Regions from separate parts of the Homo sapiens genome. Here regions 1 and 2 are each linked to region 3. Evidence: chromatin loops called from intact Hi-C (ENCODE). Cell type or tissue: endothelial cell of umbilical vein. All regions are shown on one strand. Links, peaks and the distances in the headings refer to the core of each region. The heading gives the core; the rest is flanking DNA. Region 1 overlaps LOC107984998 (a long non-coding RNA gene). Region 2 overlaps LOC105378810 (a long non-coding RNA gene). Region 3 holds the start of ADGRL4 (adhesion G protein-coupled receptor L4).

What was found. Hi-C counts contacts between places; a loop is a spot of excess contacts. Peaks named below come from ENCODE experiments on the same cell type or tissue, not always from the same donor. Only the 100,000 strongest peaks of a DNase experiment are listed, where the experiment ranks them.
Region 1: a loop joins it to region 3, with 6 times the contacts of the local background. A loop is called at or near these places in 1 of 110 quality-filtered maps.
Region 2: a loop joins it to region 3, with 4 times the contacts of the local background. A loop is called at or near these places in 1 of 110 quality-filtered maps.

Annotation. Positions count from the first base shown.
Region 1 is chr1:79,158,526-79,163,525 of GRCh38, reverse strand. All of the region lies in intron 1 of LOC107984998 (a long non-coding RNA gene), which reads left to right. Among named protein-coding and RNA genes, the nearest start is that of ADGRL4, 150 kb to the right of the region's middle. In endothelial cell of umbilical vein, for the core only: no CTCF peak of the experiment used is centred there; a DNase peak (open chromatin) is centred at 2,235; H3K27ac peaks cover 1,504 bases.
Region 2 is chr1:79,351,146-79,361,234 of GRCh38, reverse strand. The region is part of intron 2 of LOC105378810 (a long non-coding RNA gene); the gene reads right to left. Among named protein-coding and RNA genes, the nearest start is that of LINC02792, 31 kb to the right of the region's middle. In endothelial cell of umbilical vein, for the core only: a CTCF peak has its summit at 7,794 (motif pointing right); a DNase peak (open chromatin) is centred at 7,804.
Region 3 is chr1:79,004,852-79,015,629 of GRCh38, reverse strand. It overlaps ADGRL4 (adhesion G protein-coupled receptor L4), which reads left to right and starts at 8,900. Exons shown (of 15, transcript NM_022159.4): 1 at 8,900-8,997; 2 at 10,411-10,560. The coding sequence starts at 8,976. In endothelial cell of umbilical vein, for the core only: no CTCF peak of the experiment used is centred there; DNase peaks (open chromatin) are centred at 8,799 and 9,439; H3K4me3 peaks cover 2,255 bases; H3K27ac peaks cover 2,673 bases.

The DNA of each region.
Region 1 (5,000 bases), core at 1-5,000, 150 kb before region 3:
TTTAGAAAACACATCTCAAATAAAACTAGATTAGAGGTTTATAATTCAAGATTTTATGCCTCCAAATATACAATTATACTACAGCAAATTACTTATTATAAAATATTTCATATCTAATGAGTATTTTCTATGTTTAGAGCACCATGCTAAGCCCCATTCATATATGTGTGAGCTCATTTATGCTCACAGTTGAATGAAAGAATTACTGACATTATCCTCTTTTACCAGAGGAAACCATGGCATAGGGAGGTCAAAAGAACTTCTACATGGTTATAGGAAATTGAAATGCGGTTATTTAATATTAACTGTTTAAAACTATGTAAAAAATAAGATTTCCCACAGAAGTCATAATCTAACATGGCATTTTTCCAAGTATGTTCTTCTTTCACCTTAGAAGATAATAGATAAGAAAAATAATTCCATGAACACAGAACATCCAGAGATGTTGGTTTAAACAAAGATAGGGATGTGTGTGTGTGTGTGTGTGTGTGTGTATTTTGTATATATGTATATAAATATGCCTATACCTACATATGTATGTATATACATATATACATATGCCTATACATATATACACATCTACCTTTATATAGCCATACACTGTATGTGCATGTGTGTGAAGACTTTTAAAACTTTGATAAGCTAATGTGCATTGCAATCCATCAAGAGGAAGATATAGGCAGTAATTTAATAAAAATATTTATTGAATTTCTACTGCATTCTAGGTATTGGGCTAGAAATTAAGAATGCAAAAATTACATAGGCATACATAGTATTGACTGCTACAGAAGTCATGTATAAGAAGGGCCATTAAAAGTAAAACATGCAATTTGAGCATATAAAAGGCAATTTTAGGGTAAGTTTGGAACAAGTGACATTTAAGGTGATAGGAAAGAGATGAATAGAAGAATGTGTTATGGTTAATAACCATTCTCTTCAGCTAACCAATTGGTTAAGAATGTGGTTGTTTCGCTGAAGAGAAGGGAAAATGATCTGGGCAGAGGTACATCATGTACAAATGTGTTGAGGCAATAAAGAGAATGGCAGATTTAGATAATTGTGAAAAGGCTAATACAGCTAGATTAGGAAGATTGAAAACATACAGCCAGAGGTAGAATGTGACAAGCTCAGAGGCCTGGTAAGCTCTGATAAGGATTTTGGATTTTATCCTAAGTGTAATCAGCCAATAAAGGGACTTTAGCAAATATATGCCAATATCAATTATTCATTATATAAAGATAAAGAGAAGTTGCCACTTACTTCGTGGTCTGCTTTAGTACTAAGTTATATTTATTCTGCTCTGGAATAGATCTTGAATCTCTTTGGTTCTCGCCATGTCTTTTGCTACCACCTTATCCTGTATCACCATCCATTGCTGCTCAACTTTATTATAATAATGACCTGCCAGGTGTTCTGCTCCCAAGTTGGGTGAAGACTCCTAACTTCTAGTCTTAATTCAGGACCCTAAAATCCTTTCAACACTTAAGTCAGAGTATATCCCTACTCTGCTTAAATGCCTCCAGTGACTTCCTCATGCTAAGAAAGCACCACTGCCTCACATAGCCTTCAAGAGACTTTTACTGCTTTCGTGTCTACTCCCTCAATCTCACCTACTCACACTCTGGAGCCCTTCTACCTGCTATTCCCTCTGTCTGTTTTCTCCTTAGATACTCTGTAGCACAGACATAAAAGGGCATCAATGCTAAGGGAGATTCAGGTAATGATACATTTTCCATCAAATAAGATTTGTAATATTGTTGCCTTGTCTATTTACATCATCTCTTAGATTTCTAAAACTTTGCCAAAAAGTATCTGGATATCTCAAAATCCTGAATAGTTTAGACAATTTGAAAATAAAACACAAAGTCTAACATCCAATTTTTCTCTGAGGGTAAAGCAAAGTTTGGGTTTAGAGTATACTCATTTTTTTTCGTTTGTATAAATAGATTTATGTGTAGAAAGAAATCTGGCTATTTTTAAAGAGAGAATTAAGAACCTTAATCCCCTAGTGAATGTGATATCAATACTGAGGCATACTTTCCACTGCCCATGTTAATTATGAGGCTTCACTCATAGGTCTTTAGAAAATGCTCTGTTAAACAATAGATGGACTGCTGATGTCCTTGAGTGTCTCTCTCTACAGTGGATGCTGTGACCTGGGTGTAGTTCCTGAATTGATTACTCAGTTAAAGTAAGTAGCTTATTCTGTAAATAGCAAGTTAACACTGCACAGGCTGTGTTTTCTGACTGTTCTTTGGCTACAGGAAATAATCTCTGCTCTAATTTCCTACATGAGTCAATAGGATGGAAGCCAAAGGAATGCAGGCTAATGTGACCTTTAAATACATTCTTATCATATACAGTTACATGTGAAAAAATTTTAGAAGAGGCATACTACCTTTTAGTATCAGGAATATGCATGTTTGCTGGCATTAGTAAATAAAATTTAACAATTCTAGGGTTAGTCTTAGCAACTGGAATCACCTCAAATTCATATAATATATTCATGGAAGCCTTGTAAAGCTAGAACTGGAAAGACTGTCACTTTAAAAGTAGTTACAACCTAGTCATATAGATTGGTACCCAATTTTAATATAATATGCATATAGTGTGACTCTTGACAATATTATTTCTAATTATTCTTAATCTTTACTTGGTTGCCAAGCTCTTGACTTCTCAAGAGATTTCTTACATGTTAGATATTATTAGATTTGACCATTACATTCTCAATCTGTAAATTTGATATATACACACATTAGTTACAAGGGGTATAAATAATTTTTTAAATAAGGGATGAATTTTCTAAGTAAATATTGATATTATTAATGGATCAATGTCACTGGCAACAAGTTGTCCTTTATGGAAAAACAAACACAGGCACAAACCAAAAAATGTCCAAGCCACTCATATGACAACTGCGGACCTTCCTAGCACAGCTGAAACTTCAAGGTAGAAAAACACCAGAATGTCACGTACATTTTCAGGCAGATATATCTAAATAACAGAATGCAAAAGAGGCTACATGTCTGAGGGAAAAAAACTGGGTTTATTTCCTCTAGGTAAAAAGAGATAATAATACATGTATCCCAATCCTAAAATAGCAACAACCATATATTTTCACTCTTGAAAAATATTATTTTTTAATGTAGCTCCAGCAAATTATTTCATCCAGAAAAAAATTTTGAACAATTTTCAGCAAAATGTCATCATTGCACTGGCAAGCTAAATGTCTTTTCTGGTAATAGGAAATATATAAAAAACATGAGAAATTCTAATTCAGGAGTATAAATATTAGTGAATGGAAGAAAGAGATGGTTTTTCTTTTATTTATTCAAAACATTTGGAAAAGTAAATGCCAAGGTTGTGCCAGCTAGGGGTTCCAAGATAAAAGATTGTCAAGTTCTGAAATTGAGGCAGTAATGAATAGCCTGTTAACTAAAAAAAAAAAAAAAAAAAAAAAAAAAAAAGCATGAACAGTTGGATTCGCAGCTGAATTCTACCAGATGTACAAAGAAGAACTGGTACCATTTCTACTGAAACTATTCCAAAAAAATTTTAAAGGAGGGACTCCTCCTTGTCTCATCCTCTAAGGCCAGCATCATTCTGATACCAAAACCCAGCAGAGACACAACAATAAAAGAAAACTTCAGGCGAATATCCATTTTTATTTTTTTGAGATGGAGTTTCACTCCTGTCACCCAGGCTGGAGTGCAATGGTATGATCTCGGCTCACTGCAACCTCTCCCTCCCAGGTTTAAGGATTCTACTGCCTCAGCCTCCCAAGTAGCTGAGATTACAAACATGCAACACCACACCCAGCTAATTTGTTTGTATTTTTAGTAGATATGGTGTTTCACCATGTTGGCCAGGCTGGTCTTGAACTCCTGGCCTCAAGTGATCTGTCTGCCTCCCAAAGTGCTGAGTTTACAGGCGTGAGCCACTGCACCCGGCTAATAATCCTTGATGAACATCAATGCAAAAATCCTCAACAAAATGCTGGCAAACTGAATTGGTGGCACATCAAAAAACTAATCCACCACGATCAAGCAGATAAAGCAGGCTTCATCGCTGGGATGCAAGGCTGGTTCAACGTATGGAAATTAATGAATATGATTTATCACATAAACAGAACTAAGGACAAAAACCACATGATTGTCTCAATAGATGCAGAAAATGCCTTGGATAAAATTCAACATCCTTTCATATTAACAACTTTCAATAAACTAGCTATTGAAGGAACATACCTCAAAATAGCAAGAGACATACATGACAAACTACAGCTGACATCATGCTGAATTGGCAGAAGCTGGAAGCATTCCCCCTGAAAACTGGTACAAAACAGGGATGCCCTCTCTCACCACTTCTATTCAACATAGTATTGGAAGTTCTGGCCAGGAACTTCAGGCAAAACAAAGAAAGAAAGGGCATCCAAATAGGAAGAAAGGAAGTCAAACTATCCCTGTTTAGAGATGACATGATCCCATGTTTAGAAAACCCCATCATCTCAGCCCAAAAGCTTCTTAACTGATAAGTAACTTCAGCAAAATCTCAGGATACAAAATGGATGTGCAAAAATCATTAGCATTCCTATACACCAGCAAGTTAAAATCCAAATTGCAAGATCCAAATCACGAACTAACTCTCATTCATAATTGCCACAGAAAGAATAAAGTGCCTAGGAATACAGCTAACTATGGAGGTGAAATATCTCTACAAGGAGAACTACAAACCACTGTTCAAATTAATCAGAAATGACACAAACAAATGGAAAAGCATGCCGTGCTCACAGACAGGAAGAATCGATATAGTCAAAATGGCCATACTCCCCGAAAGAATTTATATATTGAATGTTATTCTCATTAAAATACCATTGACATTCTTCACAGAACTAGGAAAAACTATTTTAAAATTCATATGGAACCAAAAAAGAGCATGATTAGGCAAGGCAATCCTAAGCAAAAATAACATAACTGGAGTCATCATGCTACCTGACTTCAAAC
Region 2 (10,089 bases), core at 5,090-10,089, 350 kb before region 3:
CAAGTGAAGTAGGAAAACAAACATGTCATTTAAAAGGCTTCTATTTGTTTACGTTACATAGACTTGGGATGCATTATTTACTTGAAAGATTGACTTCCTTATTCAATTTTTCTTAGCTAATGGTGAACCAACCTTTAAATTCTTCTCTGGATTTGTTGATCTATTTGAATTACCGGGGATATCAACACCAAATTGCTTAACGACCCATATTGCAAACATTTTATTTGATACATATGGATTATTAAGAAAAGAAAATAACGGCTTCGTTTTTTTTTTTTTTCTTTTCTTTTTTCTTTTTTTTTTTTTGAGACGGAGTCTCGCTCTGTCGCCCAGGCTGGAGTGCAGTGGCGCGATCTTGGCTCACTGCAAGCTCTGCCTCCCGGGTTCACGCCATTCTCCTGCCTCAGCCTCCCAAGTAGCTGGGACTACAGGCACCCACCACCATGCCCGGCTAATTTTTTTTTGTATTTTTAGTAGAGACGGGATTTCACCGTGTTAGCCAGGATGGTCTCGATATCCTGACCTCGTGATCCACCCGCCTCGGCCTCCCAAAGTGCTGGGATTACAGGTGTGAGCCACCGCGCCCGGCCAACGGCTTCGTTTTTATTGGGTAACTAGCTAATCAATTAATCAATTCAACAACAATTTATTAAATAGCAAGTATAGGGCAGTCTTTGTGTTCACGTTGACACTGCAGAGACAATGGTCTCTGCTTCCTAGAGATCCACAAACAGCATTGGGGTACATTGATCAACTTATTGTTTATAGCGTGCTGGTTTTTAATTCTTCCAGATGATTTACTTATTCTATACATATTTTCTTCGCACCCTCTTGTTTATATCATGCCTGTCAAAGATGAACCCCCTTCTTTTTTCTTTTGAGATGGAGTCTCGCTCTGTTGCCAGGCTGGAGTGCGGTGGCGCGATCTCGGCTCACTGCAACATCCATCTCCCGGGTTCAAGCGATTCTCCTGCCTCAGCCTCCCCAGTAGCTGTGACTACAGCTCCTGCCACCACGCACGGTTAATTTTTTGTATTTTAGTAGAGACGGGGTTTCACTATGTTGGCCAGGATGGTCTCAATCTCCTGACTTCGTGATCTGCCCGCCTCGGCCTCCCAAAGTGCTGGGATTACATGCGTGAGCCACCGTGCCCAGCCAAAGATGAACTCTTAAGTGATTCTTTTCAGTTTGGCGTTGAGAAAACCACACGGTCCCATGAGGTGAGATACTTATTTGCTTATAATATTTATTGTTCTAGAGAATTTTCTGGATAACACAGCAGCACTTCTGTGCTGAAGAATTCTATCCATGTATCATTAATACCTTCAGCAGGATCATTACCTCCAAAACCAATAAGAAATAAACTATATTTTTCTGTATGACCCAAAGTGAAATATGCACAGGAAATTCATAGCATCATTTTGATCAATAAATAATTAATCAAATTATATATTTAGGAAGCTTAAAACAACACAGCACAAAATTATGGTGCTACAACCATCTTCCAATATCTTCTTTCATTATTTTCCAATGGCTAAGTAACAAGCCATTTCCAACGGCTAGCTGAGAAGAGGAGGCTGCCTTTTCTGATCTAAGGTTAATTATCTTCAGTATCGATTTCAGGATCTAAATGGAAATTGTGAGGCAGAAAAAGATAGGTAGAAGAGAATTACAGAATAAAAAGCCTGAAGCCCTTTTTCCTATGAATACTGTTTTTGGACACAAAGGGATTTTGCCTACCGATGTAAACAACTCGGGGAGGATGGCTTTCTCTAAAGTCATAATGTGTATAAGAGGATTGTGAAGAAAAGTGGAGGCTCCTTAATAGTAGTCCATAAACAAGGATAGTCATTGCAGATTAACTTGTACCCATCTTGGCCATTTTTCAAGCTTATTTCCCAGATTCACTATGCTTCAGGTACTTTAAGAGACAGAGTTACATTTCAGTCCTGCATCTGCCTCAAACTACATTACATCATCAGATGAATTTTTAAAATGTATTTAGAGTGCAATTTAATGAAGGTGGAAAGCACACGATCTCTAAATACTGTTCTGATCCCTGAATCTAAATCTGATTGGCAATTTATTCATCAGTATATGATAACAACATTTATTATCTTAGCAAACTCCTGTGCCAACCAGTTCACTTTATCTGACCCTGAGGAAACTACCTGGGAGAGGAGTTAGAAAACATTAAAATACCCACAGGAAAAAAAAAAATCAATAAAACCCAAAAACTTCAGAGTAGGGCAGGGCATGGTGGCTCACTCCTGTAGTCCAAGCACTTTAGGAGGCTGAGGTGCGTGGATCACTTGAGGTCAGTAGTTTGAGACCAGCCTGGACAACATGATGAAAACCCATCTCTACTAAAATTACAAAAATTAGCCGGGCGTGGTGGCACACGGCTGTATTCCCAGCTACTCAGGAGGCCGAGGCAGGAGAATCGCTTGAATCCGGTAGGCTGAGGTTGCACTGAGCCGAGATTGTGTCACTGCACTCCAGCCTGGGTGACAGAGCGAGACTCCAAAAAAAACCACCTCAGACAAGTTTCCTTGCCGTATAATGCATTGATATTATACTTGAACCTGTGACTTGTTTCCAGGCACTAACACTTTATGAACAGGAGAATATACTAATAAGATGTTGTTCTAATTCCACAATTATCACTTTTTCTGTTTTCCAAAGTGTTAGCCAAAGCATTAGACATCTTGTTGAGTAAAAACATTAAGTTTCATTTGTGGACTTTTCTCTCTAAGGTGGAAACATTTTTCTGTAATGCATTTGGCATATGCCAATTTTAAAATGTATGACATCAACTCCTATTCATGAGTACTTTTCACAGTGCTCAAATTCTTACAAGTAATATTTTCCTACACAGTTGAAATCCCAATTAATCAACATTTTAGTACTCAGTTCTCAAACTTGTCCCATGATGCAATCTGCTTCAAGGACTCACCCTACACTGTGTCTTGAAATACCAAACTCATCATAAGAATTGTAACACTGAAATGAACTCTCCATAAATATTAAAAATTATCTAGCCCTCACAGATGTTCATTCTGCTTATTATATGCAAACTTTCTGGATCAAATGTTCAATAGGAATATGTTAGTATCCACCAAAGATTGGTTTTGGCAGGGTATATGTTGATATCAGCAGGAAATAAATAGGAAAACATTAAAAGGTATGAAACTTTAAAACAATAGCTTAAAGGTGTTTTATAAACTACAGATGGCTTACAACATTTAAGCGAATATTTGCTCTAGGATGAGAAACAATCAGGACTGAGAAAAAAGGGAAAGCATTTGAAAATAATGTCTCCCATGCAATATGTTGTAATTAAAGCAGAGATAAGTAATGTAGAAATTGCCTCCCATTATCTCTCCTCATAGGAAAGATGAAGTATGCTAGAATATATATGAGCACAAATCAGGACAAAAATTTAAAAGCATTCAAAGTAGTAATCTTAAATCTTAGAATTATGCAACATGGGATCTCTTTATTAATGTAATGCCAGACCATACACCACAACACCCAAATACACATAATTGCCACATGTATACGCATACCAGTTTTGACTGTTCTAAGAGATACCACCACTGGCCATGAAAACAACAACAAAAAAGGAAAAAGAATAAAAACAAAGGTTAATTTCAAGGAAGATGGAATCTGAAGGTCAAACAAATTAAGTCTGCTGGCTTCAACACGCTTCTCCAGAAATGCTTCCAGAGTTGGGCAAATCACTCCACACCTTTCCTTCCACTATTGCTGAATGAACAGATCAAACTCAAATGAGGCTTTCCCTCCTTAGGCTGTGATCACATTCGTGCTTAGAGTTGAGCAGCACAGAGCTCAGAGATCATTAACAATGTACAGATGGGAGATGACTGTAGAAGAGAGGCAAAGGAGAAGCTGGGGGCAGTTCACTGATGTTCTCCACATATTCATAATTGAACCTGTGTGCTAACGTGATGCTAGAAGGAACCCTTGCTTTGGGTATTGCCTCTGGAATGTGGCATTAAACAATGTTCCCTAGCATCCCCATGAAATTTTTTTTTTGAGTAGGTAAGAAAGTTTGGACTCCCTATAGTAAAATTCCTTTGAGTTCTATATTGTATTCACACATTTTTCACTGAAAAAAAATTTTTTTTACCCCTCCAGTGAGCTTGGCATTATACACAGGCACAGAGTTTCTCAGAATGAAGGTCTGTTTGTATTAATACATAAAGAAACCTATTGTAAAATATTATACTAAACATATGCTTTTGATGGTGGTATAGGACAAGGTATAATGGAGAAAGTAACTAATAATTCAAAAGCAGATGTAACATGAAAAAATCGACATTTTACAAATTATTGCAAATTTAGGTTAATGTAATGTGTGCAAGTATTATATATAGTATCAAAACTAATAATCACTGTTGATTCTCTGTAATTTTTAGATATTATGTCAACTGTGTTATAATGGAAAGGTGGACCAAATATTATCAGATCTGGCTTCTAATTCCATTTCTGCCACTAAAATCCTTCAAGTTTTAATTTCTCATGTGTTAAAAAATTAATTGAAAAAGTGCTATACTACTTTCCATGGTTACCTTTTAAGATAAAATTAAATAATAGTTACACTTTCATATGAATTTTTAAATATTGCATGAATATACAATATTTTTATTATTGGAGATGCTGAATGAGACAGATGTCTCAGTCTTGAAACATTTAATGAAAGATTTACTTAAACATCAACTTCCCTATGGTACTGTTGTGTTGTGAGCACAGGAGATGCCTGTCTAAACACCACACAGAATTCTGAAACTGCTCTGATACAAATTTAATTGATTAAGCAATGATTCTTCACAAAATCTTTATAAAACCCTGGGAGCCAAGGGGGAAATCATGAAACTTAGGGAAAGAAGGACACAAAAAAGGGATGGGCAAAGAAGTACCTCATAAATAGGAGGCAGGCAGTAAGGACTGTTTTCCTTTCCTCTCTAGTTAGTGGCAAAGCCACTCACCACAGTAAAGATGGATTATACCTAGGCCAAGGAGTAATTAGTAATATTTCAGAAATAGAAGCCTGAAAGAAGACAAAGAATAAAGAGGAGGCCGAGAAAAGCAAAGACAGGCGCAGATAATGTTCCAGGAGAGATAGTCAACTCATTTTATTGCTTGGGGATCAAAAAGAAGATACCTCAAATCAAATCAAGTCATGCAATAGATGTGGGATTTCAATTTTTACAGGTTGATTAGATTCTATTTTCACTGAACCCTGTGGACTTTCTGAGAGGACTTGAAACTCCTTTCAGTGCTTTGCAAAATTTCCCTACATGTAAATGTTTTGTAAAGACGTTGCTCTGTATATTAGCCACCAACAATAGCATGGAGAGGACAGATGCCAGAATAGGTACAGCGTCAAGGGTTTGAACCACATTTGTGATTCTCAGGCCCCTAGACCATCTGAGTGAAAGGAAACCCCCTTTAGCAGTCATAAGCTGTTCAGCAGCAGTGTAAGCTTCCAACACTTTACTTCCTAAAGGGTAAATCTTCCTCCCCGTTTTTTAATCCCTTAACACCATGTGCACAAACACAAAGAAAGAGTGGTTCTGGCCCACTGAGTACTTTGCAGAGCTGAAGTATCAGGAGGGATAGAAACTCAACAAAGAGAAATGCATACCACTGCTGCAACTGAGTCCTCAGGTGAAGAGCACATCACTACTGAGGATCAGAGCATCTGTAGCAGGTGCAAGATACCAAGTGCCCTAAGTCCGTCTTGTCAAAGGGACTAATAAGCAGGTACGCTAATGGTCCCCACCTTTCCTGATTGCATGCCTCCTACTCAGAACTGTGTGGTGTTTATTAAAACTGTCATATTGCTAGGCACTCAGCATAGCTATGAGATCAGACAAACATGTAAGTATAATGCAACCAAGAGAAATCAATTTCTCCTGGGCTTCACTCCATTTAAACAATGTGAATGCAAGTGGGAAAACAAAACAGGCTTTGGCAGACTTAGGATTCCTAGCTAGTGAGTCTGTTGAGGGAGGAAGTTGTATGTGCCACGTTGTGAATTATTATACCAAGACTCGGGTGGATATGTGAAAAGTGAGAGGTCTGTGCTCTTGGGTTTCCATTTCCAAAATGTCTTTGTTGAGGTCTTTTCAATTTAGTCCTAGAAATAAACAACTGCTGAGAGTTAGTGGTGATTGAAAGTAGGAAGGGGAAGAAGACTTCACTAGGCTATGTCTGAAGAGGCTGGATCCCTAAGCACTTCAGGATTCAATGAGGAGGCTAAGGGTTTTAATTGGATTTGGAATTGTATTAGTAGTCAGGAAAGGTTTGGGGTGCACTGTGTCTGCGCTCCACGCCCAGCAGGCAGCTGTGTTTCAAAGCTGACCTTTATCAGATGGTGGTATGTTTATTTCAGCCTGTCACAGAGAAGGAATAAGAAAACACTGCTACTAGGCCATGCAATTTTAGTTAATAATAATTAAAAAAAGATACTCTGCTTAATTGGCTAAATTCCTAAATGGAGAAATTGGGGGGATATTCCATAAAGGGAAGGGGATGGATGCCAATCAGTTGTGAAGGAACTAAAGCCAAAGGCACCTTGCACAAGAACTGATGAGAAGAAAATTGAGCTGAGATGAAACAAAAGTAGAGAAACTTGAAATAGATGGCAAGCAGGGCTTAATTATTCTAAAAAATTCAGGGCAGAACTCCAACAGTGGTCTATTTAACTCCCCCCGATTCCTTCTCCCCTTCCCTCATCAAGGCATTTTCTAGGTATCAAAAACTTCAGCACGTTCAGAGACTTGGCTCCAAGGTTAAGAAGGAAATGCTACACTGTACTTTTATACAATAAAGTTCAGCTATATCTCAAACTCTATTTCCTTTTTAATTACAATTTTCTTACCTGAGCCTCAAGTGATTCTAATGTTACCATTAACCCTGGAGGCCCGAGTTATTTTATGTTCAGCGACAAGTATTGGAACTGCAGTTTCCACATGGGCAATTTCTCCCCTTTGTGAACTTTAACCAAGTGGATAGCATCAGACCAAAGTTCCTAGTTACTCATGTCCTATAGAGAGACAAGTGCCCTAGGGAAAGCTTAGAAATTTGAAATAAACTGAAGATTATATTGCTTCTGAAATATTTGGGCCCTGTGGAATTAGAGAACAGACAGTAGAATTTTAAAGCGAAGGATGTTCTAAAACTAGGCTTTTTATAAAAGATACTCTGGTGGCTGTTTTAAATTTAAGCTCTAGTTTTAGCCAAAATTTGTTTTAAAAGCACTATTGAAGAGGATCGTTAAGAAAAGATGGAGATTATTGGGGAAACGTATTTGAAATAAAATCGGATCATTTATAAACTTTTAAGAGATTTGGCTAACAATTGTTTCTAATTGCATTGTTTATGGCCAGGATGGCAAATACGTGACACAAATATTTCCACACCAACCCTTTTCCCGTGGCAGGCATTGTCAATCTATCACAACACTCTTTCCATTTCCCAGATATTGCTAGCTGGATCATTAAAATGAACTTTCCCTTCTTCCTGGGCACACAGCTAGACTTCACTTCCCAACCTCTCTCTAGTTATGAATGACCATGTGACAGTCCTAACCATCAGTATGTAGCAGAAAGGATGTCTACTTTATTCAGACATGACCCCAAAGATACTGCTTACATATGATTTTTCCCGCTAGTTGGATCGGAGATGATTCACAAATTGGCCAGATGTATTATAGAAAATGTCACTGAAGGCAGTACTGCTATAACAAAAAAAACAGTTAAGCAGCAGGTGGCGCTAAAACTGGTATCTGAGGCTGGACAACTACAATCCTTGTGCAGTACAAATATCTGGAAAACTGTCTGAGATAACTTGGAAGCATGCCTTACATGTTGAGCGAGAGCTCTAGGGGAAGTGGCTGGGAAGAGCCACAGTATTGTCCACCATTGACTAGTCTAAGCAAGCTACTTAAGAATAAGGCAAGAATGGAAACAAAGTTCCAGGGATCAAGGGCCATATAGATTTCGAAATCCAACTACTTCTGCGCTCCATACAAAGACTGAAAAAAGTCTCCAGTGACCAACAGTTTCTAGTTTCATTTCTCAGGTAAACAAAGTCACTCCACCTTCCCTGAAAGATCGCATTAACGCTATTCCCTTACCAGGTCTATTGTTTCAGGTAGCCTCTTTTAGAGAAATTGAGAGGGAAAGGGAAAGAGAAAGGGAGAGTTGCCGGGAGGGAGGCCCAGTCTGAACTGCTATGAAATCTCAGTCTCTAACCCGTTGTGCCCTCAAAAGTCTTCTCTCATTCTAGCAAAGGCATTAGTGGTTTTTCTTCTGCAATCCCAGACCATTTATTTTCTACAACATATTTGGCAATTGCATTTGATTTTTTATAAGTTTAAGAAGACACTGTGTGTTGTCTTCCTGTCTGGGTGTAACCTTCTTTAAATCAGAGCCTGTGTCTGTTGAACCTCTAAAGCTCCTAAAAAAGTACTTTGAATATAGAGTAATGTAGTTTTGATACATTAATAAATTGCCAGTGTCTCCAAGCATCCTCTGCTTTGTTTCGTTTTCTGTAATTAGTAACTGATTTGACCCCACCACCTACTTCTTGAGACTTCAGGGACCCCATTTCCTGAAACTCCACAACTAAAATATACACCTCTGCCTCAAAGCTTTCTAAAATCCCTACCAATCTCCAAAACTACACATCTATCATTTCAGTTCCAAGTAAACCATCTTCCTCACTCAGAGTAATATATAAATTTAGAGCCAATCTAAAGTCAAATCCCCCCTTCCCTCTTGACTGACCGCCTATCTGCCTGCCTTTTTTCCTTTCTTCCTTTATTTTCTCCATTCATCCTTCCTTCTTCCCTGTTTCTCTCCCTCTTCTTTTTCAACCTTCTTTCTTCTCTTCCTCTCTTACTTTTTCATGTGGATGAGAAAATTGAATCACAAAAATGATAGAGTGCTTGGCCACTGTCACATTGCAATTAGTCAAGATTCATATCTTCCACTTATCTGCTAAATATATTTTTGTTACACCCTGTATTCATCCCATGTAATTATACACTCAAAACTCAAAGGGGTAAATGCCTTCAAGTATAAACTTTCAGTCTTTTCCTTATATCTAGAAATTTTTTGGAAAATAAATCTTGCCTTTTGTTCTGCTACATATGAATCTAATATATCATGATTACTCAGATATTAGAATATAGAAAACATACTGACCCAAATCATTTGTCCCACACACATCTGCAATCTTAGGAATTTATCTGTGGAATCCAGGAGCTCACTCCACAAAGGACAGAACCTTCTGGTTATATTGCTGAAAACATACTTCCTGTTTTTTTTCTAGCTTTGTGGCAGAATAATTAATAAATAAAAATTGTATGTATTCAAGGTCTACAATATGATTATTTGATATAAGTATACATTGTAAAATGATTATGTCAATCAAGTTGGTTAACACATTTCTCACCTTACATAGCTGCCATTGTTTTGTGTGTGTATGTGTGTGTGCATGTGTATTGTAACAGCTTTTAAGATCTACTGTTTTAGCAAATTTCAAGTGTATGATACAGTACTGATAACTATAGTCACCATGCTATAAATTAGATCCCAGAGCTTATTCATCTTATAACAGAATGTTTGCTGTACCCTTTGATCTAGATCTTCTCATTTTCCCTCCAGCCCCTAACCACTATTCTATTCCCTGCTTCTTTATGTTTGCATTTTTCTGGGTATATGCAATTCCACTCACTGACAGAGGGGGACCAAAAAGAAGAGGATGAACAAGTTTGTGGGGGGAAGATAAATATCTTTTGGGCAGTTTAAATTTAAGAAATAAAGGTAGTAACCTGTAGTAGAGTGAAAGATCGAAACATAAAACAGAGGTAAAGTTATTAGCCTCAACCAACCCATGCTATATGTTTTCCTTCTGATCAATCCCAGCTACTAATGGAGCGACTAAACAAAATGAATTTTTGCATCAAAATGAGACATTTTACCCTGAGTACTTTCCAATGAAACTATATATAATTACCTGATACCAGTATAGTGATCTAAACATTAGAGGACT
Region 3 (10,778 bases), core at 5,779-10,778:
CACTATTGCTTCAAAGAGAATAAAATACCTAGGAATCCAACTTACAAGGGATGTGAAGGACCTCTTAAAGGAGAACTACAAACCACTGCTCAATGAAATAAAAGAGGATACAAACAAATGGAAGAACATTCCATGCTCATGGGTAGGAAGAATCAATATCGTGAAAATGGCCATACTACCTAAGGTAATTTATAGATTCAATGCCATCCCCATCAAGCTACCAATGACTTTCTTCACAGAATTGGAAAAAACTACTTTAAACTTCATATGGAACCAAAAAAGAGCCTGCATTGCCAAGTCAATCCTAAGCCAAAAGAACAAAGCTGGAGGCATCAAGCTACCTGACTTCAAACTATACTACAAGGCTACAGTAACCAAAACAGCATGGTACTGGTACCAAAACAGAGATATAGACCAATGGAATAGAACAGAGGCCTCAGAAATAATGCCGTGTATCTACAACTATCTGATCTTTGACAAACCTGACAAAAACAAGAAATGGGGAAATGATACCCTATTTAATAAATGATGCTGGGAAAACTGGTTAGCCATATGTAGAAAGCTGAAACTGGATCCCTTCCTTACACCTTATACAAAAATTAATTCAAGATGGATTAAAGACTTAAATGTTAGACCTAAAACCATAAACACCCTACAAGAAAACCTAGGCAATACCATTCAGGACATAGGCATGGGCAAGGACTTAATGTCTAAAACACCAAAAGCAATGGCAACAAAAGCCAAAATTGACAAATGGGATCTAATTAAACTAAAGAGCTTCTGCACAGCAAAAGAAACTACCATCAGAGTGAACAGGCAACCTACAGAATGGGAGAAAATTTTTGCAATCTACTCATCTGACAAAGGGCTAATATCCAGAATCTACAATGAACTCAAACAAATTTACAAGAAAAAAACAAACAACCCCATCAACAAGTGGGCGAAGGATATGAGCAGACACTTCTCAAAAGAAGACATTTATGCAGGCCGAAAGACACATGAAAAAATGCTCATCATCACTGGCCCTCAGAGAAATGCAAATCAAAACCACAATGAGATACCATCTCACACCAGTTAGAATGGCCATCATTAAAAAGTCAGGAAACAATAGGTGCTGGAGAGGATGTGGAGAAATAGGAACACTTTTACACTGTTGGTGGGACTGTAAACTAGTTCAACCATTGTGGAAGTCAGTGTGGCGACTCCTCAGGGATTTAGAACTAGAAATACCATTTGACCCAGCCATCCCATTACTGGGTATATACCCAAAGGATTATAAATCATGCTGCTATAAAGACACATGCACATGTATGTTTATTGCAGCACTATTCACAATAGCAAAGACTTGGAACCAAGCCAAATGTCCAACAATGATAAACTGGATTAAGAAAATGTGACACATATACACCATGGAATACTATGCAGCCACAAAAAATGATGAGTTCATGTCCTTTGTAGGGACATGTATGAAGCTGGAAACCATCATTCTCAGCAAGGTGTCCCAAGGACAAAAAAAACAAACACCGCATGTTCTCACTCATAGGTGGGAATTGAACAATGAGAACATAAGGACACAGGAAGGGGAACATCACACACTGGGGCCTGTTGTGGGGTGGGGGGAGGGGGGAGGGATAGCATTAGGAGATATACTTAATGTTAAATGACGAGTTAATGGGTGCAGCACACCAACATGGCACATGTATACATATGTAACTAACCTGTACGTTGTGCACATGTACCCTAAAACTTAAAGTATAATTAAAAAAAATGCCTTTACATCATCATGGCTTTTGGAAATGTACCTTTAAATTAAGATAATTATTTCAGTGTAAGCAAAATTATGTTTGCAATTGTTGGGAGATAGTACTATTTATGTTAATTTATGTCTATAGATAGAGATATGAAGGGAAACTCAGAGCCTTATGCTTATCTTTAAAAGAACATTTTTTTAAATGTGATAAATTGTAAATGATTATCAGTTAAGGTACTTTATTTAGATTTCCAAACAGCTTTCTATTTTTAAGCCAATTCTTTCACATAGAAGGCTATTAATAAAACAGTTAACAATGAAAAAATTAAATCTTGTCTGAGATTAAAGATGTGTGACAAAGTGGAAAATAAAGCGTAAGAATAAAAAGATAATTCTCAAAGCAACAGGAAGTTAATGATGTTCCCTGGAGTCCCGAACCAGAGACTTGTATCTTCAATATGCATGTTAATAACAATAGATGATAGTGAATAACAAGCAACTGAAATATGCTCTCAGTACATAATTACAATATTTAATTTTCCAAATAAAAATTGAGCAATCGTGGAGAATTGTAAAAAGATATAGTAAATGAGTGATTGAAGAACACAAAGGCAGATGAAATGTAATGTAAAGTACAATGTATTACAAACCTAAAGAAATAATTTAAATTACTTGTACATCCTGAGGGATTCTGTAACCTCTCAAGATATTATTTTGGACAACTCAATGAAGGAGAGCAATCAACTATGAATAAACCAGTGTTACAAAGTGTTGAAAGTATAGCTAAAAAGAACAGTATTAAGAGGTGATTTGCACCTGGTTTCTGTTTTCGGAGTGCTGCCTTTTAGAAAATGAGGTCAGCTTGATATTTTTATAACATAGAAATGTCCAAAGAAAAATAAATTAATGAAATAATTTACAAGTCAGTTAAAATGGAAACGATTAGCATAAATGCAGGTGATTTTTATTTTTCCTCTTCACATCAATACCTGCCTCAGAAGAAAATTTGTTCCTAGGTGTGGGTACTAGTTTATTAATCTTTATGAAGAGAAACTCTAGGAGAGAAAAAAACATATAAAGCAGGGACATTTGTAAATGTGTTAAGCAGAATAATGGAAAGATTTAGTGATTTTTCTGAAGGTCACAAAACAATTGAATGACCAGGCTGGGAAGGAACTTGGGGCTCCTCCCTTCCAGTCAACACTGAAAATTACCAGATGCTTTTTGCACCCCGTTCCACTGAAAAAATTAGTAGCAGAAAACCTAGTCAAGTGTTCCTGTTCATAGTCTTAGAAATCCAACTTTTAAAATGCTTTTGGATACTAACTTGAGTTTCATAATTAGATGATGAACTGATTAAACGCATAAGTGAAAATGTGTATTAAAACACTATAATTTGTTTTTGATACCAACTGTTGACCGACATTAGACATATTTAGCATAGATTAGAAAGACACAAGTTTCCAGCTAGCCAGGTTTACACACTAGCATCTCTCTACAATTGGTTAAAACCTAAGTTTAACACTAGACCAAAAAAAAAAGGAAACGACTCATTTCTCCTACTGTCTTGTAACTACGAATACTTTTAAAAATAACTATGTTTTGCTGGCTTTCTAAAAAATTAAATGCAAAATATTGACCTTTGCTATATCCCATTGATATAAAATACATCTGAAAATCTAAAAGACCTCTGAGGCAGACAATTTCCAGATAGTCTCCAAAAATACAAATGTGCATTTTTTTTTGAGACGGAATCTCACTCTGTTGCCAGGCTGGAGTGCAGTGGCACAATCTCTGTTCACTGCAACCTCCGCCTCCCAGGTTCAAGCGATTCTCCTGCCTCAGCCTCCCGAGTAGCTGGGACTACAGGCACATGTACCACAGCCAGCTAATTTTTGTATTTTTAGTAGAAACGGGGTTTCACCATGTTGTCCAGGATGGTCTCGATCTCTTGACCTTATGATCCGCCCACCTTGGTCCCCCAAAGTGGTGGGCTTACAGGCTTGAGCCACCGCTCCTGGCCACAAATGGGCATTTTTGACAAATTTCATTATGCACTATTCTAGAAACTCTTAATTTATCCAATCAATCAGCACATTTTCAAATTCCATATCTATCACACTCAGGCACTGAATGAAGTGTTATGGAGCAAAACAAAACAAAACAAAACAAAAAGCCAAAAAACAAAACTTTGTTCCTGACCTTCGAGTTCTAGGAGATTAAGAACCATTAACAGACAAGTCCACTTTGGAAACCTCAGTCCTTCTCCATTCACGGGCATTCCTCTACACTGGGGCTACTGTTCCACCTTATTAAAAGTTTTCTTAATTTCAACATTGTGTATGTTTTAATCAAATTACTCTTTCCTACTTCATACATAACTCAATTTTCCTTTTTTTTAACCTTTCTATAGCACTTTTGCCAACGGTACATTGTTAATGTTGATTTTGACTAAAAGTGAGTCTTGAGAAAATCAATATTTTTAGGCGAGAAACTGTGGTAAATTGTCATCCTATTGAGGGTACTATGGGAATAAAGAAAATACGTAGTAATGCAGAATTACCTAAATTAACAAATTGGTGGCAAAAGTTCAATAAGTTGAAAAAGTCAAATGATCCATAAGTAATGACTAATATTAAGATATATATTTACAGCGTGACAAACACTTGGAATCTAATCACATTATTGATGTCTATCTAGGTGAGGAACTAGACAATGTTACAGAGGCCTCAGAAAGTATCCAGAAACGGCATTAGGTTCCTACTATCTGTCACCATGAGCAGAATAAATACACTTTTGGAGAAGGGCTTTACTGTCAACTATACACTAATTTCCTATATTTAAATGTGTTTAGTGTCCAGAGGTATAGATGTCTGATTATTCTTACATGTACAGTAATGACCTTAGCAGCTCACTATCATCTAGCAGGGCAAATACGGTTATTTTCATTTAACAGAACTGATCCCCAACGGGGTAAAATACTCTACTCAAAAGCTAGAATTAAACACAAGTCTTCAGAGTGAATACTTTCCATTGCCAACTCCAACCTGTCCAAGAACTTTTCAAGGAAATCCTGTTTAATTTGGCACTTACAGACAGACCTAAGATAGAACTAATCATGGATCTGATAAGATCTACCATTGCAAGAGGAGTGTTCACACTGGTATATTTCATCAAAGCTACAATCAGGTAGGTAGCTTAAAGTGACTTAACTTCCATGCGTTATGTTATAGACCAAAATCAAGCTCTAAGTGATTTCTGTATATCTTTCAAAGTTAAACATGCCGCAGTGGTAACCAAGGGAAAACTGTTAATAAAAGTTTAGACTGATAGTCCAATATTCCTTTGAGAATATTTTTTTTTAAATATGGTTTTCTTTCTGGTAATTAAAACATTTTTTGGATTGAAACTTGTTTTTTTTTTTTGTTTGTTTTGAGAGGGAGTCTCTCTCTGTCGCCCAGGCTGGAGTGCAGTGGCGCCATCTCGGCTCACTGCAAGCTCTGCCTCCTGGGTTCATGCCATTCTCCTGCCTCAGCCTCCCCAGTAGCTGGGACTACAGGCGCCTGCCACCACGCCTGGCTAATTTTTTTGTATTTTTTTTTTTTTTTAGTAGAGATGGGGTTTCACTGTGTTAGCCAGGATGGCCTCAATCTCCTGACCTTGTACAAGATCCGCCCGCCTCAGCCTCCCAAAGCTCTGGGATTACAGGCGTGAGCCACCGTGCCCGACCAAAACTTCTAAATGTTTTTTTGTAAGTAATACAAGACAATGAATCCAAAATTATACATTGATCATCTGTGTTTTCCTTTACAAATACGGACTTCTTCAAGCAATACATTTTTAAATGATTTTATTTTTACAAAGAGCAATATTAAAACTATAAGTGTCGGCAGGGCGCAGTGGCAGACGCCTGTAATCCCAGCACTTTGGGAGGCCGAGGTGGGTGGATCACGAGGTCAGGAGATCGAGACCATCCTAGCTAACACTGTGAAACCCCGTCTCTACTAAAAATACAAAAAAATTAGCTGGTCATGGTGGCGGGCGCCTGCAGTCCCAGCTACTTGGGAGGCTTAGGCAGGAGAATGGCGAGAACCCAGGGGGTGGAGCTTGCGGTGAGCCGAGGTCACACCACTGCCCTCCAGCCTGGGCGACAGAGCGTCTCAAAAACAACAAAAAAAAAACCTATAAGCATCATTAAACACCTTATGCTCCCCTATATACTATCATTTTCTTGATGAGAACAATGAATACACTTTTGCCTTTTAATAAAAACACACATGTAAAAGAAAAAAATGGAAAACTTTTTTTTTAGATTTAAGTATTAATTCACTTTTGCTAATTTTAAAGCAATGTCTAGGAAAAAGTGATATTTTTAAAGATTGGGCTGTATTTTATTATCTTTAGGATAAAATTAAAGATGAAGCAAGTGTGGCAGATATAAGGAGTAAATTATTTTAAAAATAAGTGCTGTGTTTCAGTTTATAGCTCATCTCAGAAAATAATGTGTTTCTATATTTATGCCTTCTAAAGTTTGTTTCTATGTATGTACATTGAAGCTCAACTTCTTATAACTGGAGAAACTGGTTTCACATGAATAAATTCAGATCATTGACATACTTCCAATTTTGTATTACCAAACTGGGCTTATTCATTTTTTCTTTCAGAATTACTCCTCATCCTATCTTTTGTATCTTTGTGAATGGTTCCCACCTTCTCCCATTCATACAACTGGAAAACCTCCACATTCTCTTTGTTTCAGCCTTATATCTCAATTTTACTAAGTCAAGCAGACATCAATTTGTCTTTATCTAATGCTTTCTGCAATCTGTCCCTATCTCTCCATCACGAATATGCCTACCCTTGTTCAGGCATTCATAATCTATTTCCTAAACTCTTCATAGTTTATTTTTGCTTCCTTGCCTTTGGTATGCCCTTAAAATCCATCATTTGCGTTCTTGCCAGTGATTCACTGAATTGCTTTTTAGTTTAAAACAAAAACAAAAACAAAAATCTTTAGAAAAAAAGTTATCAACAAAGTCTAGAACTTCTTTTTTATGGCATTTAGGACTTTTAAATCACTTTTTCAAACTCCCCGAATAACAATATCTGATGACTCCTCATTCTTGCAACAGCCTCCTGAGTGTGATGTCTGTTAATGGTTCTTAATCTCCTAGAACTCGAAGGTCAGGAATAAAGTTTTGTTTTTTGGCTTTTTGTTTTGTTTTGTTTTGTTTTGCTCCATGACACTTCATTCAGTGCCCGAGTGTGATAGATATGGAATTTGAAAATGTGCTGATTGATTGGATAAATTAAGAGTTTCTAGAATAGTGCATAATGAAATTCGTCAAAAATGCCCATTTGTGGCCAGGAGCGGTGGCTCAAGCCTGTAAGCCCACCACTTTGGGGGACCAAGGTGGGCGGATCATGAGGTCAAGAGATCGAGACCATCCTGGACAACATGGTGAAACCCCGTTTCTACTAAAAATACAAAAATTAGCTGGCTATGGTACATGTGCCTGTAGTCCCAGCTACTCGGGAGGCTGAGGCAGGAGAATCGCTTGAACCTGGGAGGCGGAGGTTGCAGTGAACAGAGATTGTGCCACTGCACTCCAGCCTGGCAACAGAGTGAGATTCCGTCTCAAAAAAAGCCACTCAAAAAAAGCGTCTCAAAAAAAGTCCAATATAGAGAACATGGACTGTGAGTTTATAGTCCGGGTTCCAATCAAGGCCAGTCACTTAGACCAGCTGTCTAAGAGCTGCTGTGGACTCTGAGCAAGTCACGCAACACCTTTGTTCCTCATTTGCCTCACCTATTATGGTGCCACTCTCAGGAACTTTTGCCCACATTCACCTAGAAGGAGTCTGGGAAAATGCTATGGAGAGCCAGATAAACGTGTCAATACATAAGCACTTGTGACTGCTGTTAATATATAAGTCACTTTGTGGTGTGTGATTGTGACTAGTTTTAGTTGTTTTCCCAGTAGTTCATAATCCCCCTGGAGTCCGGGGGCTGTGGCTGTTCATCTTTCTGAGGCTGCTCTTTATATAAAGTAAATTTGCACTAGTCACTTTTTAAACAGAATAGAAATGGTATGTGACAAAGGTGATCTGACTATTGAAAGGTAAAATGGCTTGTGTTGATGGCAAAAATATTAGTCATTTCCTTTCTTTAAATCAACTTTATTTAAACTTACATATAATACAATTCATCTAACTTATATACAATAAAATGCACCAGTTTTAAGAATACAGTTGGATAAGTTATGACAAATGCATGCACTCATGCAACCATCACCTCAATCAAAATATAGAATATTATCATCACCTCAATTTCTCCTTGTGCCTTTCTGCAGTCAGTCCCTCTTCTGCATCCCAACCCTGGGCAACCATTGATCTATTTTCTGTCATGATACATTAGTTTTGTCTGCCAGTTATTTTTAATTTTTTAAGCTAGAATTGTTTCCATGTTCCAATGTGGACGATCTCTTTCTACGTAATCGACTTGTATATTAACATGCAAAGGATATGATGCACCAATTTTTCTGCAGATGTAAGGAAGGGCTACAGGTGAATTTTACCTGAAATTGAGTTGATAATGGAAAACACAATCTAACCTAGACACAATAGACTATATCCTTATTTTACACGATGCAACCCTGAGTCCCAGCAAGGTGGGGCCTGAGCACTGGCATGCCCCTTTGCATGGATTCAGGTCTCCTGACTACTTCTTGACCCATTGTTCTTTAGGAAAATTTATTGGCGAGTATATTAAAAAAAAGGCTATGTCTTGAAATTTAGGTGTCAGAGAGAACCCCTGAAACCTACTGAGTTTTGGATGCTCCCTCTGGAGGGGCTCTCCGTGGATCTCAGAGACCTTTGCTTTTTAAGTACTCACTTTTAGGGTGTCACTCTGGGAGCTGCGCCTGGGGATAAACTGATTCCTCAGTGGGGCTGTAACATTGCTCAGGGTCAGTGGTCACTAGGCAGGGAATGGAGCCCAGGAGGCGTGGGGAAAGGGGATGGAGGCCGGACGTGGCCAGCGGATTCAGGGCTTGACTCACACACTCACACAAAAGAGGCCGGAAAGTGTCCGGAGGAAGCCGGCGCGTCACGGAGGACGGATCCGGGACCCTGCCGCGCCCGCCCAGCGGCGCCCGGTCCCGGGTCCACAGCCGCACTCACTCCGCCGCGCTCTCCGCCACCGCCACCACTGCGGCCACCGCCAATGAAACGCCTCCCGCTCCTAGGTGAGTGCTCAGCGCCCCTGGTCGCCGAGGTCGTCGGAGGGACCAATCCCTTGTAGGGGACTGGATTTTTTAAGAGGTGGAGCTCACATGGCAAGTGTATTTGGCAAAATCTCCGAGGAGAATTGATTTAGTACTTCTCAGGATGTTTTTCTCCTTGACCTTTCAACTCTAAAGTTGAATATTCCAAGGTCCAGGGAATGTTACCTTTTTATTCCTCTTGAGGAAGTGTCCAGCATCCCCTTTCACCTTTCTTCTGTTCTGCCCCGAAGAAATTTGGGAAATCCAGACCATTAACACCCATGAGAGGTTTCCTGGCATTTTAAGGGGATTGCCGGGCCAGATTTGAGCTTCATTTTGAACATACTGTGCAGAAAGATAGTAAATGACATCTCCGAGGGTGAACTAATTCCGGCTTAGTCAGTATACATAGTTATTTGCCACTGGGATTTAGAACAGAATACTTAAGAATCTCTTGGTACCTGATAAGGACAACTAATGTTAGATGACTGTTTTCAGAACAATGACCTCATGCTTCATAGCTGTTGGTCCTCAAGACTCTTGAGTAGGCCTGGTAAAACAATAAAAAAGGAACCGACTTTACTTTTCCTTATTTTTTCCTATCAGTCCACAACATATAATTTCCAAATGTATTTCAATAACTCTGATGTATAGTCTTGTTCCTTGTTTTGTTTCATTTTTTTTTGTTCACATTTGTGTGCTGTTCCATTTCTGGAAGATCAATCTTTGACTATAATCTTGAGTTTCTTTTTTTGTTTTTGTTTTGTTTTTAAATTTCCCCTAATGGAAAATAAAAACAGTGAAATAAATTTTATTATGAATAATTGAATTGAAAACAATTGAAATTGAAATTGAAAACAATTGAAATTGAAAACAATCATTAGAACACAGAAAAAAACAGCAAGTGCATCTGTTCTCCTAGATAAGATGTCATCTTAAAATAACACAGATTTGAATTTGCAAAAACCTGAATACTCAATTTACCTTCATTTCTACACAGGATTACTCCCAGAGGAGGGAAATTGCTTTACAATCAGGCAGTTCCCTTTCAAAGTATCTCACCTCAGAATGAAGGGTAACACTTAATCAACATGCTATACTGATCTGGGAACACAGTTTTTATTATAAAGCTGAGTTGTTTATTACATTTTAGTTTCATTGAGATTTACTTGATAAAGGTTGAAATTGGAACAAAAAAAGCCTTCATCTTAAAAGTAAGTTTTACTTACTTGCTTTTGTGCTGTTACTTAGCTAAGTGCTCTCTTGGGAAAAATTTATAATCCATTTATCTAAATAGAAAGAGAGGATAATTTATGTTTATTATACTCTAATTCAACAATGGGGAGAGATGTTTGTTTTACTTTTTGAAAAGGTGTATTTCTCTATTTTATTTAGTGGTTTTTTCCACTTTGTTGAATTGTTCCTATACTCAAAATTGCACCAAGACACCTTGTCTCCCAAATGCAAAATGTGAAATACGCAATGGAATTGAAGCCTGCTATTGCAACATGGGATTTTCAGGAAATGGTGTCACAATTTGTGAAGGTAAACAAGCTTTGTTACTTCTTTTGGATTATACTGTAAGATTAAATTCTGATGGGACTGCTTTTCTGTCCTCCAGAAACTAACTTGTTTTGTGTTATACTGTTTAATTTCATACTATTTAAAAAACGCGTAAGTAGCTAAACAGTAAGTTTGACTTACCATGTCAAAATTTATACTTGTTACTGATTTTAAAAGACTTCATGCATATCTTATTTTTT